Regions from separate parts of the Homo sapiens genome. Here regions 1 and 2 are each linked to region 3. A link is a loop called in an ENCODE intact Hi-C map of the cell type or tissue named here. Cell type or tissue: heart right ventricle. All regions are shown on one strand. Each heading gives the region's core, and the rest is flanking DNA. Links, peaks and the distances in the headings are about the cores only.

Evidence for each region. Hi-C counts contacts between places; a loop is a spot of excess contacts. Peaks named below come from ENCODE experiments on the same cell type or tissue, not always from the same donor. Only the 100,000 strongest peaks of a DNase experiment are listed, where the experiment ranks them.
Region 1: a loop joins it to region 3, with 3 times the contacts of the local background. A loop is called at or near these places in 2 of 110 quality-filtered maps.
Region 2: it touches region 3 in a loop (2.8-fold over the local background); 9 of 110 quality-filtered maps call a loop at or near these places.

The regions. Positions count from the first base shown.
Region 1 is chr6:140,344,116-140,350,053 of GRCh38, reverse strand. No RefSeq gene overlaps it. Among named protein-coding and RNA genes, the nearest start is that of MIR3668, 140 kb to the right of the region's middle. In heart right ventricle, for the core only: no CTCF peak of the experiment used is centred there; no DNase peak of the experiment used is centred there; H3K27ac peaks cover 3,589 bases.
Region 2 is chr6:139,762,360-139,768,297 of GRCh38, reverse strand. No RefSeq gene overlaps it. Among named protein-coding and RNA genes, the nearest start is that of FILNC1, 5.7 kb to the left of the region's middle. In heart right ventricle, for the core only: no CTCF peak of the experiment used is centred there; a DNase peak (open chromatin) is centred at 3,572; H3K27ac peaks cover 3,135 bases.
Region 3 is chr6:140,076,337-140,082,274 of GRCh38, reverse strand. The region is part of intron 1 of LINC02941 (long intergenic non-protein coding RNA 2941); the gene reads right to left. All of the region lies in intron 2 of LOC107986652 (a long non-coding RNA gene), which reads left to right. Among named protein-coding and RNA genes, the nearest start is that of LINC02941, 100 kb to the right of the region's middle. In heart right ventricle, for the core only: no CTCF peak of the experiment used is centred there; a DNase peak (open chromatin) is centred at 2,684; H3K4me3 peaks cover 2,705 bases; H3K27ac peaks cover 4,039 bases.

The DNA.
Region 1 (5,938 bases), core at 487-5,486, 270 kb before region 3:
TCAAGTTTTTACCTTGATCATCTATGTTCAGCTTTTGTTTGTTTGTTTGTCTGTTTTTCAAGCTGCCCAGTTTATTTGGTCTGGTTTCAAGTTCTCAGTGAACAAACTTCACATAATGTAAAAGCGAGGTTGAATCTACAAATAGAGACTAAATCTCTCATTTCTTAGAATCCTGGCATGCACAATTAATCTCTGGGTATGTTTAAAGGTTGTGATAAAAAGAAAATATTGTGGGTTCAAGGAGAGAATTACTCTCACTTAAATAGAAAGCAACAATGATTACACCTGTTAATGCCTAGTTCTGCCAACTAGAGCTATCAATATATGAAAGGCAAAATAACTTTAAAATATTTTATCAAAATGACTAGAACCAGAAAGGAGCTGAGAACAAAGAGTAAGGGCCCAGATTAAGCATCACAGCTTGAATCTGACTCATTCAGCGGCTATGGTCTTTTCAGAATCAGGCCTCTTTCTGTTATTTTGTTCATTTTTTGGGCATCTTTCCCATCCTACTTCTACCTTCTTTTTTTCTTCCTTTAGTTTCTCCTTTTTTAAAATCAATAATTCAATCCAAGTGCAAAAATACCATGAATGTCAGGTCCTTATACTGAGTACAATGGGCACCCATCTTTGGAGTATTCACTCTGGAACTTTTTCTGTACTAAAAGGCCTTAAGTTGGGAACATTTATTTTACATCTGCAGGGCATTTCAGTCAACAAAAAAGTGTGTCTTTCATTTCTACCTAGCATTGTGATCATACACAATGGGAAGAATGACAAAGGCCACTAAGACCAAGATTCGCTCATATTTTATTTGAGATTTGGATAGCATAAGTGACTGAAAGCTCATCTCTATAACATTATATAAAAGATTCAAAACTTTTCCTAAACCATTCTTTCATTAATGCTTATCACTGTCCAGTCAATAGTCAATATAAATTCGTCCACAGAAAATATATACAATGCAAACATGTATAATTATAATTCTAATGTCTAAAACTGCAGAATAAACCTATGCCTATCCTAAAACTTCAGTTAGAAATTTATGTAACATACAAAAATCTATGCCAAGTTTTATTCTCTTCTGAGAATAATTTTTTTCCAGTAGAAAAAATACTTTTTATGTAATAGAATTTTCACACAGTGAAATATTGACTGATTACTTATAACAATTTTCTTTACCTATAAGTCTACAAGGTATAACTCAAAATGATAACCATTTTATTTATCATTTTGAGTTTTTTAAAAAACTTTATTGATACTCTCTGTAGTTTTGTAATAGTGTAATGTAATTGCTTATTTAATAGAGTAGGATGAGGATAGGAAGTCAGAACAGCCATGAGAGTCAGTCAGTCTTTAGAAATACATTGATCAAGACATATCTAAGCTATGACTAAGGAAGCCAAGAAATGTTTAATACAATAATTTTGAGTTTACCTTTATATCAACTTGAAGTCAGGAAACGTGATCAGGAAAAATATGGAATCCAACATAGGCAGCTTTTTACCTTGATAATCATTGTCTCCATTTCTCCACAGATGACCCCTAAAATTTGGTTGCCCTTCCTTCTCAAAATGAATAGTATGCTATCTGCATATGTTACTGATAGATAGAAGCAAACCCTTCCTAGTCCCTGCCTGCTACCCAACATGTCATGGTCCATAGAGACCCTCTTCCACATCCTGTCCCTGTTGTATGTATGATAAAAATTACCCATCTGGAAAGTACTTAGCTTCATTACTTCTCTGAAAATTCTATCCTGTGTTTAGAATCCTAATGACTTTTAGTGGTGTATTTTTAAAAATTTTTTCTCACTCGTATTTCTATAAAACTATAATGATCTTACAATTTTAAAGACAGAGAGCACAGGAATAATATGATTGTATATTTCCCAATATAGCTAATAGAATACATTTTGGAGAGGCTGAATGATTTTTTCAAGGTTATGTAGACTACAAAGCCATGATTATAATAAGTGAAACTCTTTCACAAGAGCTAGCCATGAAATGCATTATCTCAATCAAGTGTTTTTTTATTTTTTCACAGAGTAATAATGGCAATAGGTTAAAAAAAGAATAAATAGATTGCAACCCAACCCTATTTATATCCAATAGATATAAATAGTACCTAGACACTTTTTAGCAGAGTACAATGCATTGTTATTGCTGGATTTTTAGATTAAAAAAAAAATCCTAGCCATAGAACTCTGACCTACAACCTAAGATACAACCAGCCCAAGAAGCCACACCACAATCTCTGTAGTAACTGGCCCAGAATGGTCAGGCCTTTGTCAATAGCTGCCAGCTTTCCTACTGCTTTGTCCCACCCCCAATTCAGGAGGAACTAGACAAAGCCCAAAATGTTCCTCAAACAATTGCATAGGATGTCCTGCTTCTAGGTAGCCTACCTGCAGCTTCCCCATGCCAACAAACTCCAACAGTGCATATCTAAAGCCTTTATTTTTTATCACTATACACCTTTTATTTTTTATCACTATAAATGGCTTCTATCCACAGCCTGTCTTTGAGTCTCTGCCAAATTTAATTCATGGTGGCTGACTCCTTTGATACAGCAAGCTCTGAATAACTGCCTTTGTTTGTTGTCATTTGGGTGGTCTACCTTTATTTCCAAAAGGTAAAATCTTTAAGAAATCATGGATCTTGAGAGTTTATGATAAAATTTGAAAGAATAACTTTACTAAGCAAAACTTGCCCTACTTCCAAGGCTTGATATAATTAAAAAACTTCAAAGATAAAGTTTCTTTGCTGTAACTTGAGTAAAGCACCTAGCTAAGTGTCCCTGTGCTATCTTTACACATTCAGTCTATAAGAATATACCTCGGGACCAATTTGCCTTAGTAGACTGAGGTCAGACCAATAAAAAAGATGGAAAAAGCTCTTGAGAATCAAATAGGCTTTTTAAAAGTACCCAAATTACAGCTAATACAACTGGAATTGAAATGTACTAAGAATGCCTTTAAGCATGGAACAGAGGGCAATAGGGAAAAGACCCCAGTTATTGAAGAAATAAAGATATCCATCCCTAATGTGGCAGAAGTTGGTGAAATATTCAACTCCCAGAGCAATACAAAGCAAAGAAGAAATCATTTTTAGATAAGAGGACAAAACTAATGGATATTCTCAGCAAGCCTAAAAGCTGTGTTACCACAATAGTGCAAAGATAGTGGTTTCTCCCTCTACAATTCCTTTCAATGATTGTTTTGCCAATATACAGTGTAAAGGAAACAAAGACTAATAATTGCTTGTCAGTACTGACGAAGTATGACTGGCATCACGAAGGGGAAGAGCTGGGGGAGGTGGATGCCACTTCACGGCTATCACAGATATTAACGGCCTGTGCTGTGCTCATACCAAAAGGAGGAAGGAAGGAACATTTGAAGGTCAAGTTAAATGAGCTGTTTACATCTTTCCAGTTAACAAAACACATTCCAAAGGCCAAGGATTTGAGTCATTGAGGACATTTTAAAAGGTGTAAAATGATGCAAGAAATAACATTAAGAGTTAGAACTCTGTGTGCCAAGTCCCATTATAGTAGGTTGAGAGAAAGTTTGACTGTAGAATCTTATGAAGCAAAATCGTCAGCTATCAAGTATTTTTACTATATGGGAAAAAGTCCTATACTACACTGACGTCCAATTCCTCAATGATATGTAACACAAAACACTCAGACAGATTTGAGTAACTAAAAGGATTTTCTCACTTTCTACAATAAAATGAAAATGTATTACATAAAAATTGACGTTTCACTTTCAAATAAAGTAGCCTCAAAAAAGCAATACCAAAGAACTCACTGCCTTTAAACACATATTGAGTTCTAGCTATATCTGTCTAGAGCTATAAAGAAAGCCTGGAACTGGAGGAGCTTCCAGTGTAGGGAAAGTAAAATTAGACGATCATGGGAGTTAAATGTGTCGTTATAGGCATTTAGTGCATCTGTAGTCAGTAACAGGAATAGCATTTTGCCCAGCAAGATCTCACAACACAAATGAAGAGCTGGAACAAAATGATAGGAATAGACTACATACAAAAATAGTAGCTTGATATCCACATGTTTAAAAGACTTCCCTAAGAATTTAAAAACAATTTTTTATATCTTTCCCTGGTAAATAGTATGAGAATTTAAGTAGTACTTGAGTTGAAAAGCTTTGTATATTTCCCATTACGGTTTAACTAAGCATGCTTGTGCTGATAATACCCAAATATCTTGAACATGAAAAAATTAATAACATGTTATTATGTTATGGCCAGACTTGTAACACATTAGTTTCACCATTATCCACCAGCATTTCAACAGTAAAGCTCATTTGACTGGTATTTTTCTCCTGGATCAGCCTAATTGCAACTCACTCAAGGAGAGGCATGGCAATGAAAATGTTAGCAAACCTCACTCTTAGTAAGCAAATTCGATGCTATGTAAACTCATCACTTTATTTTTGTACTCAGGCACCCCTCTTGTTCAACAACCATTCAGATTCAAGGAAGGTAGGAGTTAGCCACTACAGATTTTTCTGCCTGTAGAAAAAATCAGCAATAAACCATAAATAAGATTGTATACTTCTGAAAACGTTCCTCTATGCTGGCTGTAGATTTCTCACCACTAACGTACAAAGTATAAACATTCATTTTATTTGGTGGCTTCTTAAAACAGTCTCAAAAGGATAGTCCAAAAAATGACATAATTCACTTCATGCCTAAACTTCACATCAGCCACATGTTACAACACAGATCAAACTGAGATTTAACCTTTCCATGGACAAGCCAGCATTTTTATTAAACAAGCAAACAAACCCATAAATTTTCCAATGTCTTCCTCCTCTTTCGCTTAAATTACTTCCCCATTTTTCTTCTTCTTTTTATAATCAATTTTATTTAAAGACTTATCTGTATTTGGTATATTATCTCAAATCACTTTAATTCTAAAGAGTCAATATCTATGTTCTATTTTCCACCATTGAACTAGAAATGGCCTTCCTAGCTATTAAATGAGTGACTCTTTTTTTTGTTGTTGTTGTTGTTTTTTTTCAGTACCCTCGTCTGTAACTTCCTTTCCATCCAGGACTTCATTGAAGTCCTCAATATATCTCATAAGGGATTTTGCAACTGCTTTCAAAATTGCACTCTTGTCGCTTTTTACTCAAGTCCACCCCTAACACTGCTACCTGAGTATTTTCCTAAGACCAGCATCTGATCATGTTATTTTTTGCTCACAAACCTATTGACTCCTTACTACCTACAGAATAAAGTCAAAATTTCTTAACTTCACAAACAACATTCCCAAGCTACCATTTTAGTTACTTTCCTTCCTTCCTGACACAGACACTAAACTTCTGCCAATATAATTCTTCACTCTGTGAGTCATTGGGTAAATTAGAGATAGGAAATAGCATGGCATACCATGCTGAAATACCTCTCATTTCTCTTTCCCATGGCAAGTCTATACTCACTTTTAGAGTGAGTTCAAATTTTACCTTTCAAGAGGCCTGGATATCCTGGACTAATTTTTACCTTCCTCTAAGATTGTTTATACAGCTACTATTGCATCTATATACTGAAGCATTAATTTATAAATGTACATTCCTACTATATAACAGATTGCAACCTTCTTAACTGAGAGACTCATTAGCTTTTGCACTCTGTGGGACCTTGCTTAGGGCATCTAACACCTAAGGGCTGTCAACACATCTTCATTGAATTATTGCAGTGAATGAGAATTTGACTAAATGAATATGCTATGACTACACACTGTGCACTAATCTTTACACTGTCTTTAAATGATGACAGAAAAGACTGGGAAGTTAATGTAGATGGAGTAATATCAATATATCTACATTTTAGAGTAAACAAGTGAACCTGACACTTAAATATTTAGAAAGATACACATGGAACACATAGGAACTCCTATAATAAAGGAAAAGTAC
Region 2 (5,938 bases), core at 487-5,486, 310 kb after region 3:
CCACAGTTGGCAAGTCCCAACCATGAGCACAGAGCTTCTAATTCACTTTTCAAACCTCCACTCTAAAATATGATCAGGTACTGGGAATAGAAAATATAAGAAGCAAGCTGGAGGAAAAGAGATAAAACTATGATTAATATTTTTGGAGAGATGAAAGAAAATATTACATCCATGAATCAAAAACAAGATGCTGTTACAAAGGAACAATCAGAAAACATGATAAAGACCTTGGATATTAAACTTACAATAGTTAACATTAAAAATGCAATGGAAGATCTTAAATATACTGTTGAGAAAATGGAAAGGACAAAGAGCAAACAGACAAAGGGATGGAGAATAGGAGAGAAAGTATTTTGAAATTAGAAGATTAATTGCTAAAAATCAGCTAAATTTATTTCAACAACTGCAAAGACCCATAAATATCTAAAACAATATTGGCAAGGAAAGCAAAATCATTGCACCTCGTGATAACTAGGCAGCAGCCTATGCTCCTGGAAAAGCGTACAGAACCCGGGTACAGCGCCATGTTTGTAGGAACTAGCTATTTGATATAGGTGGCACCACTAATTTAGTCAGAAAAGGAAATATACAAATATTGTATATTTTTCAATTTTTGAAAATTATAATTAATAGGAAATGGGAATTGGGAAGACATGTTAATTTGAATCATATGAAATTGTTGATATTTGACTGTTTTGACCTACATAATGTCTGTTTCATGAAGTTCAAATTAACGCATGAAACGATTAATGTTTGCAGATGAAAAAAGGAGAATAGATGCAGAAATGGATTAAGGTATATGATTAAACAAAAGAAAAGTCTTTTGTGGATGTACAATAAGCTCTGAACTGGGAAGGAGAATAATTCAGTTCGATGCACCAATAGGTGACAATGATGCAAGGTTTGCAGACAGGCTTACAAAGTCATAACAGATGGAAAAATTACCACAATGGAGCTCAAAGTTGTTATGTTAAGAAAATCAGCAAAAATCTAAAAGAAAGAAGACAGGCGAGATAAGTTATGAGAAAGCTGTCTTGGAAGAGAAAGAAATATTTAAAAGATGAATACTTATAGCTATGAGAAAGTGTAAAATTAGGTTCAGAGAACAAAAAAAAATATCAAAGCACAAGACTTTGAGGACACAATGAAAGTTAAAACCATTTTTAATAATTCTTTGGGATATTCCCAAAACAGAAGAAAAAGACAGACTGCCATCCTTTCCTCAAAGAAATAGTGCTAACAGTGAAAGTGAGGCACATGTCCAACACTTTTTTACACCTCCTACCACCACTGCCATTATACTCATCATCGTGTCAGACACATACTAAGTTCACAAAATGTGGTTAATGGAACCTAGTGGGAGGGGTGATCTTAAATGATTTAATTTTTCCCCTTGAAAGGGATTTTCCTTTGGATCGCACAGTTTCTTAAACTCCAGATTTAGAAAAAGACACAGGCTTCACATATTTTTCTGGATAAGGGTCATTATTCTTGCCCTCTTCAATAGACACTTGCAACAGTGAGAATAAAGCCCATAAATTATATATATTAGACTTGACCATGACGTGATACATCTTCTACTTATAATTTAGGTGATCTTATATAATGTGCTAGACAGTATTGTTATCATTATTTACAGAACCTTGAATGCAGCAGCAATCATCAATCTAAATGCCTGTGCATTGTTTTTAAGGGAGAAGCACAGTGATCTATTAATATTTCAGGTTAATGCACATTGAGTGGGATGGAGGGTTTAAACCAGGAGATAGAAATAGAGATTTCTCTGCAGCTTCAACAGCTATCTCCTGAGCACTTTTCTACTCCCCACCCTTCCTTGGGCCACTCTTTGGTGATCCAGTAAGCTAACTTCCTCAAATATCCATTCACAGTTAATCCTTTGAAATTGTCATGAATGAAGTAAAAGGTGTAGTAAATTACTGAAGACATTAATTTTGCAAGCAGCATAAAATGTTTGCCCATCATCTCGCAAATAAAGACTAAATAGTTGTTCTTGACATTATCCACACCTAAACTTAACTTCTTTTTCTGTTTCAATAGGTTTTAATATTTAACTTGCTCAAATTATGACTTGTTGATATAAATAAGAAATTTGTTTACTCTCCCCAACTGAAAGAGGAAGGCCAAATACTCAGTTATGTTCTATAGTAGGAATCTATGAATCATAGCATAATAATTGAGGCAAATGTCTTCCATCAATCTCATAGTTGCTGACCATTTGCAGCACGAGACCGAAATGAAAAAACTAGGTCCTAGCAGCTCTCTGAGTCATCTTAGTGGGTAAACAGGGTTATCTTGATTGAACTCACAGAGTATCTGACCTACCCAAATGTTAACATGTGTTGAAAACCACTCTCCAGCCATGACAGAAAATGCAGGTGCTTCATAAAACCTGTTGACTGAATCAAATGAGTCTACCAATTGATATTATTTACACCTATTTTGCTCTCCTTAACCGCACAGACTCTTCCACGCCCTTCCTAATCTTTCAGATAAATAATGATGCCCCAAAATAATGTGAATTCTCTAAATATCTGCCATAAACATATTACCTAAAATACAAATGAATTTATGGTTTCTTATTACTTGGGGATTTTCCTGTGCCATTTCTTCTTACATTTGTACAGGTTTTCTTTTCTGCATACAAATGAAATAATTAGGTTCTAGATCTACATCTTTGCAAATTACAAAATGGTTTTCTAGCTGCTTTCAGAGCAATAAAAACAAGTTAGGGAACAAGGATTTAATAAGTAGAAAAAAATTAAATATATTTTTTAAAGGTTTTCAATTAAGCTGTCATTAATGAATGAGTCTTTAAGATACGATTTATGAGGTGAATACACACACACACACACACACACACACAAATGCAGGATTTGCTAATTACTAGCTGTATGATCCTTATCCTTGGCAGTATACTTAATCTCTCTAAACCTTAGTTTCCTGGTTTATAAAATAAAGATAATAACAATTATTTTATGAAGTTGTAGTGAAGTTTAAACAAAAGAATGGACATAAAGGTAATTTTTCATTTTAAAGTCCCATATAAATGAAATTAGTGCTTGTATGCACTACCTACTCTGGGCCAAAGGCTAATCTTTCAGTTTGGAGAGAATATAAGAGGAATATAAGGCATATTCTCTTTCCACAACAAACTTAATATCCATTTGGGGAAGAGGAAATAATTAGAAAAAGAGTTGAGATTGCAGAAAACTAAGTTGTGTGACCCAGGTTATGTGTGCAGTAACAATTCTAAGAAGGAAGAGTTTAAAATGGGCTGGAAATTATGACCATTTTCTTTCCAAATGGAACAGGCTAAGCTTTGCCTGAACAAAGAAGCAAAGATATCTAACAGCTGCTTGCCACTCTCTGTTGCTTAAAATATCAGAGGAGTATGAGGTTTAGGCAGCTCTGAGTCATCTTCCTCCTAACTTGGTATTTATTCAGGACATAGCTCTAACCCTGATGACAACAGCATTCCTGACCTATGAGCTGCTCAAAATGCTAAGATGGTCCTGAAGGTGAAATAGACACCTTCTCCCCGTGCGGTCAGCTGCCATTCCCACTTGTGCTTCTGCAGCCTCCTCATTTTGTCACAGTGTTTTTCTAAATGAAAGAGGTCTGGACAGCTGAAGAAGAGGAACTGAAGCCAAATGAGAAATATCCTAGATTCTCTTCTTATGACAATGCTCAAGACTCACAGCTGAGGCAATTGTAGAAAGAACTGGAGCTTGGGCTTAGACCATGTGACTTTGGAAGCTTGTATATCATGAATGAAGCCCAATAAATTCAATTCAGTTGTTCAAACTCTATGCAGGCCTATTTTGATCAAAGTCCTGTAACTGTTAGATATGCAAAACTTATTAAGGGAGAATAATGAAAGATATGGAGGGATAAGACAATTTAACATATATTTTATGTGTTCTCATCTCATCCAGTGGTATCTGTAAATGGGCTCTGTAATCAATATTTTTGCAGATGAGGAGGATGAGGCCCAGATGGGTTGGATAACTTGTCCAAGGTCACACAATTTATAAGCTGCAGAGGGAAAATCCAGTCCCACAAAATCCTGGCTCTAAAGCCTGTGCTCTTTACACTTACATTGTCAGAGGGAGAAATACAAACACACAGAGAAGCATTTTTTTAAGAGGAGGGCTCAGGGAACAGAATATTTTCACAATTCTAGATGATGGGGTATTTTCGCAATAGGTGAACTGTGGAGGAGTAGGCTGGAAGGAGGTTGAGGCCATATGATGGAGAACTATGCTAAAGATCACCACTTTAGACTCAATTATGTAAACACTGAGGAGTCACCAGTGACTGACCAAGTATGAGGGAGTTCTGGGTATGGACAATGAGGGGGTACCCTGTCTATAAAAAATTTTAAAGCTATAATAAAACCCAGTCATTCTGATTCTAATCATCACTTCCTGCCGACATTTCTAAACAATGAAGTGATAAAATACTCCTCCTCAAAAAAAAAAAAAAATCATTTCTGGTCTTAGTTTTAAACAATTGCTGCCATTACCATTGAGTTTTAATAATACATTGTGTGGTTTGAATTAGCACATTTTTATTATTTGTCCTTTATTAAATATTGTGTTCAACATAAAAGTTAACTCAGCAAATTCCCAGTTAAACAATTGTTCCCCAAACGTACCCCACTCAGCTACAATCATTCAGGATAAATTGGGAAACCTTGGCAATTGCCTTGGGCAGACATAGCTGCAATTCTAAGTCAAAGAAACAGAACTTGAGTTATTATGGGATCACTTGGAGTTTCCTATTTTCGTTTAAATGCAAAATGCAAGTATAACATTTTTTATTTGATAAGTGCAAATTTTAGTTCATATATAAAATATCCCAAATTTGCACAATCTTTAGAATCAAAATCACTTCTTTTCATTTGTTTTAAAACAGAAGATTTAAAAATTATATTGATTGCTAATTACTACATGAAAATAATTGCATCACAAAGTGAGGGGTGTTATAAAAATGATCCAGCCAAGGTGTCAAAAATGCTAGGAATGCCACTGGAAGTCACTGAATGTTTTTGATGGCAGGGGTCACGAAAGAATGGTTAAGGTGAATCATAAAAGGCATCATCATTATACCAATCTATGTTATGTATATGTCTAGTTACCAATATGTTTTCCTAGAGAAGGAAAAAATGTGGAGTTTAAGTTGTCAAAAGCAATAAAAAGTATTAAGTGGTGGAGAGTATTCTGGCATGGCTCCTTTAAGCTGCTGCATTTTCATGGTAGAATATCAATCCTACCCGCAGCCGGTCTATCCTTGAAAGCAGACAGTTCTCATTTTAAACTGCCAGCAGAGAACACTACCACTTCAGGGAGTCAGTAGGGAATGATGCAATTTGGAAATTTTTGTCACCCAATATGTTGGGAAATGACAGTTGAGAAAATCATTATTTAGGTTTTTTTGTTAAGGACACATGGTTGTCATAACCTGTATTGTTGTTTACAATATTCAGTGCACTTCCCTATGGGAGGATTGCACATCCCTTTCTATAGAAGACTGGCCTGGCCTGATGACTGATTTGCTTCAGTCAGCAGACGTGATGACTGTTCTGGGCCAAAGTTTTAAGAGCTACTACGTGGTTTGCTGTGTCCTTTCCCCAAGTCTCTGTGATCATGAAAGCATGAAGCCTCTATTCACCAAGGGTTCCTTAATAACTTCAATGAGCAGAGTCCTTTTTTAACCCATTGTGAACGTGTTGCCTGAACAAAAATTAAATATTGTAGTTTTAAGCAACTGACATTTTCTGGCACAAACTAGCCCTACCTAATTGATAGAGTAGTCCTTCCATTTGGGCAGATACTCTCATATCTATTCCCAAATTTAGACGGACTAGAGGAAATTATTTCATAGAACTCCTGTATAAATATCAGTAGAATTGCTT
Region 3 (5,938 bases), core at 360-5,359:
GTGCTACTTAATCCTTCTATGTGCAGTTCTCTTTTGCTATTTTATCCTGATAAACAAAGACTGCATCATGATCTGGTAAGAGCATGTAAAGAATCACTCAAACCCAAAGACCTCAACTGTGTTACTTCCTAATTCAATGGATTTGGATTTTTCTGAGCCATAGTTTACTTAGCAATATACACTGGACATTAATATCTATTTTAGAGTAGTTGTGAGATTAAGTAACTAGCAGCCATAACACATATGGCACAAAATAGAAACTAAAGTTTACAGTGACTTTCCTTTTCTTCAAAATACCCACAAAATTGTATTGCCTGTAATGCCTTTTAGTACTTTGGGCTTTAGGAACTATTTCTTATTCCTGTCTCTTGTTCATTCTCTTCTATCTTTAATTTCTCTTTAACTGTTAAGCAAGTATTAATATAACAAATGGTATGAAACCATTTTAAGAAAAGCCTACTTACAAATATGTAATTAGAAGTTCATAAATTAAGGTGTGATGAATTTCATAAAATGAGTCACAGAATTATTAAATACTGGACCTGAGAGAAACCTGAGAAATAGCTGGTCCAATCCTCTGGTTTTGCAGAAGAGGAAACCACAACCAGAGAAGTTAATTGATTTGCTTAGGGGCATATAGTTGCAATTTTTTAATGTAAAGCACTCTTGTGCACTTCAAATAATTACACTTTTAAAATTTTACTTTCATACTGTGTTTAAAAAAACTAATATTAAATAATCTATTTTATGAACAATTACATAAAGTTGAAGATGATTATTTTTATATGTGTGGGGTTTTGTACACGAGGCATGGTTTTATCTTCACAATCATTTCTCAACTACACTGTAGTTTTGTGTGTGCATCATACTTCACAAGCACACAAAGTTTAGCTCTACTCTGGGGTTTTTGAATGGCTGTTCTAGGTGGAGATCCTGGAACACATCTGCATCTTAACAAGATTCAACATCTGAACCTGTAAAACTTTAGACAGAATTCAACCTGATACCATTAAGGAAAGAACCACCAGAATAGATATTTCAACATCTTAATGAGTCTAGAATTGAAGCAAGCCTTGTAGAAGGGAAAATCCTCCCCAATTAAACCTAGTCTTTGAAAAGGTGGTTAGATATTTCAGAAGATGAAAATAGCATCCATAATAAGTTATCTGAATTTAGGCAAGAATTAGGAAGAAAAAACAATTCTCAGTTCTTCTTCCTAAATTTGTCTCTCCCATCTTCCCCATAAGGAGCCCCGCTCTTCCCACAGGGACCAAGGTAACTATTTGATAATTCCTTCTTTGCAGCTATTTCCTGATGAGCTAGATGGAGAATTCACAGATTAATGCCAACCTCTTCAAATAACTGTATATGATGAAAAGGAAACACTGGCATGGTTTGTCCATGTGGCAGGTTTTTAATATTTATTCAAAAAATATATACTGGAAGGAGAAAACAGATATGGGAAACTAAGATGTATCATTCATATAAGAATACAATTTTGTCTATTAATGACCACAGTGTGTGATATTTAATTGGTCTTCAGAATAATTGCATATCAAACCATCTAAATCTGATAACATGTTTGGTCAATAATGATCTCCACATAGGTTATTGAATTTTTGCCCAGCTGGCACTGGTTGAGGCCCAGGGAAGCTCTAAGTTTAAAAGAACTTGAGGAACAAAAAAGAATAAAAATTAGGTACAAGCCTTTTAAAATTTATGTTGATCCCAAGTTCACTATTTTGCCATTTGGGTAACAGTTATATATTTTGTGGAGCTCCCATGATATCTTAGACATAAACCCACACGAAGTAGATATTCAGTATCTATGACTTAGGGGATTGGCTGATCTATTTCATCTCTTTCCTTCTAATGGTTGTTCAATAAGTCATACAGTAACTACTGTAGTTGCTGTATTGAAGTAGTCAAGTGAAAAAGAATATTTTTTTCTCCCTTGAACAGTATTTTCTGCTAACACAGCACACTTGTAAAAGCCCTTGAATATTTCAGCATAGGCATCAGATAAACATATAAATAACTAGATAAATAACTGACAAAATGCTGCAAATTATTTGGCGATAAATATAAGCACACCACAAATTACAAGGTTAATGCTTAACATCTTTTAGAAAATGCTTCTAAACTAAGGCTGTATTGTTAACATGAGATTACGGAAAAGGATTTTGTAATACTTAAAAGTTCTTGGACTGTTGGACAGTGAGTATTTTCTAATTGCTGAGCAAAAATAACAATATGGCATGATTCAATTCTGTAAGATTGAATGATTAAAAAAATCAAAATCAAAGGCTCTTCTGTTTGTACTATGAAGCATTTGGAGTTAAATTGTAAATAAGGACTGGAAAGAACGCATACAATTTAAGTAGCAGTCAGGACCAGTGGAGTATAATTTTTGGAATGCTTAAAATGATTATGAGATTGAGTAAGAAAATCGTAATGCCCAATTTTCTCTGAAAAAAAAAAAGTTATAGATGCCCTAAACAAGACACCAATGGTTGATAAAAAGGCAAAAATAAAAAATTTGGTCCCTGAATGATGACAAGTCAATGCAAATAGTGTGCTTTCCATTGGAAGCACAATTCCATATGTTCGTAGGCCAGCTCTGTCAGGCCCATTGGCAGGCCGTCCTGCTGTGCTCATCCTCAGTATGACACTCACCAGGCAGAGATGATGATGTATAGAAGCCAGGAAAATTTCCACTACGTGTCATGATCATGAGAGGCATAGCCTAGCTGCTGCTGAATGGTGGCAGCAGAAAATTCAGTCAACATATTTTAACCTTCAGAGTTATTCAGGCACATTCTGATCTCACCAAATGAGCTGATAAGAGTGAAGTACAAACTTGGCGTCAAACAGCTGTTTCCAAACAACCAATGGGAGGCAAGGCAAAGGAGTGCTTTCTTTCCGTTTTTAGGTACAGTCAGTGCTTTTCAAGGCTAAAACTTCAACAACAGTTTTTCCATTGCATAAAACAAAAACAGCTAACCTTTTAAATGTATAGGAACACAGTGGGGTAATAAAAATAAAAGGAAGAAGAGAAGAAGAAAAAGAATAAATGGAAGAATAACTTAAATGTTATAGGGTAAAACCAGCCAGGTTCTAAAGACAAAGCACTCTATGAACATTAGATTATGCAGTTGATTCGACCCTAATTCAAGTCAAGCTGGTTCAAATGTTTCACTTGAAATTTTTTTGTCCTTTTTTGCTTGTTGCTTATCCTGAAATCTGATCTACTTGTAGGTTTAATGCAGGGGACGGGCAAAAATCTGACCTATCCTTAGTATTGTAAGGGATTGCACTAAATGTGGGAGTAAGAGCAATAATTCCACAGCTTCCTTCTTGGAAACAGGCCCAGCTTGAAGAAATAAAAATAGAAGTGTCTGAATGCAACTAAAAAGCTCAGCCACATGGAATTTAAATGCCAATTCCCTTTAGCCTTTTTTTTTTATTTTTTTAGTCATCAAAATTCCTAAGCCCACAAATTCAAAAACTCTTACAGTCCAGCATCTTTTCTGGTAACCCATCACTTGAAGTCACATTGATCCAAAATGACTGCATATTGAATAGCTTCAACCCAGCTGTCCTCATACTTTTAAAAAATTATTAAGTTTAAAATGTAGATAAATAAATACATATGCCAAAGGGCACTAGAGTTCCAGGACAGGACTCGTTTAGTTGATGTTCATCCTTATGATTCCAGAATACACTTATATTAAGTTTTTTACGTTCTAAAAAAACACATTTTAAATTGAAACAAAAAAATTCCTAATATTTTTGCCAACCTCTGTTTCTAATTTGCCCAAGGGCCCTGTTTAGCATATTTGCAGTATCATATATTCAAAGTGGAAGAACGGGAAACAAAAAACAGATTTAGGAAACCAAGATTTACCACTAGTATGAGATGATAATTTGGTGTATCTCATGATGACTACATACATTAATTGTTTTTATGAGTGCTTCCATATTTTAAATTGTCTTCTGGATGGTAGATATATCAACATTCTCGGAAAAATTGAATTTCTCTGTCACTCTGCTGTTCATTGATCTTTTGTCTGCATGTGGTCTTTTTGAAATTAAGTGAAACTCTTTGTTTAAAAGAGATACTTAGGGTGCAAAGAGGAATAAGAATCTGGCCTAGGCCATTTAAACCCATGTTTATCCAGTATTCATCATTTTCTCCTCTAACATATGAACGTAGTTTCCAAAACCACAAATCTCACAAGTGTTTAGATCCAGACTTGTAAACAGGTTTGATTTCCTTTTACTGAGCGTCTTCCTTCCTCTTCTCTTATTGCATTCAGCTGGCTCTAATTCCTTCTGGTGTACTTAAAGAAATGAAATATTTTGTCTGAATTAAGAATAATCATGTGTTTGAGAAGATCAATCCTGAAACAATAGAAAAGTGAATTGTTTCCAATGGATCTGTTTACAATGACTGAGCAACTAGGATTTGGATGAATAAATAAAAAGACCAGTAATTTTATTGAGTTATATTGTTCAATTTCAATTGTGTCTCTTAACATAAACAGCTTAGTGATTGATGTATTATTGAATATTCGTGGAGTGTGCCTGTAATGAATATGTTTATGAGTGACCCTCTGAGAGTAAATCAATGTTAGAAAGAGACCTCTGTTTTTTAGGAGTTTAGATGATTGCAAATCAAACTTTCAAATGTCCAGATTTTAACACCTAGTACTTTGAAATTTAGAGGGAAAATTAAAAGTACCCAAAAAGCAAACGAGCCAGTGAATTATGGGAAAGAAAAAAAGAAAACATTTTTTTTTTCTTTTTTCAGACAGTGTCTTGCTTTGTCACCCAGGCTGGAGTGCAGTAGTACAATCACAGCTCTCTGCAGCCTCGTGCTCCTAGGCTCAATCTGTCCTCCCACCTCAGCAGCTGGGACTACAGGCATGCAGGACCACACCCAGTTGATTTTATTGTTTTTGTTATTGTTGTTGTTTTGTTTTTGTTTTTATTTTTTCGTAGAGATGGGGTCTCACTCTGTTGCCCTGGTGTGTCTTGAATTTCTGGCCTCAAGAGAGCCTCCTACCTCAGCCTCCCAAAGTGTTGGGATTACATGTGTGAGCCACCACATCCAGCCAGAATTCTTATTAACCTTTTTCAGTATCTGAGGCCATTATTTGGAAGCATCCTTAAGAAAATGACCAAAACATCACCATGACAGAGTCAAACACACTAGTGTCTTAAACAAATCATGCTCTTTTCTTTTAAAATTATGCAACTATTAATAGGCATGTAATTCTACTTATTATTCTCCCTAGTGGATAATTTATCTCTGTGAAAATGCTCCTCCTAGTAAGGTATTGAACTACATTTTGTCTTGAGCTTCATAGATGTCCAAGTATCTGAATTGATTGATGAGGCAAGGATATTCAATTGCAGAATCCCTCACTTCTATACAATTCATGATCTCCCTCAATTACTCTATTTTCTAAATGCTTATGACCTGGTCCAAGGAACTCGTAAGTCTTAGAAACGTATCTTCCACCATTCTTGGAATCGCTGCCCACAAAAATCATACACAAATGGGATGCTTCAATAATTTCTAAGTGGGGGAATGCCTAGGAAATGCAATAGACTGTTATCCTCAATCAGGAGGATATACAATCTGTTGATACAGCCTGGGGTTAGACAAGTAATGTCTCTATGACAAGGTGCTAAACTATGCTCTATCTTCCAATAGTACCTCTTCCTTCTCACATCTTCCAACTGGTATCTCTTCCCAGATTCTCTACTTATTCTCTTTTTTTCTATATACCCATATATACAGAAATATCTTTCAATCATATGTGTACAACTCCAAAATTCTTATTTCAAGATTAAATTATTTCTCAAGCTTATTCCTGTCTTACGTTTTCAACTGCCTGCTACTTTCCCCCCAAAATCCACATTCTGTTAA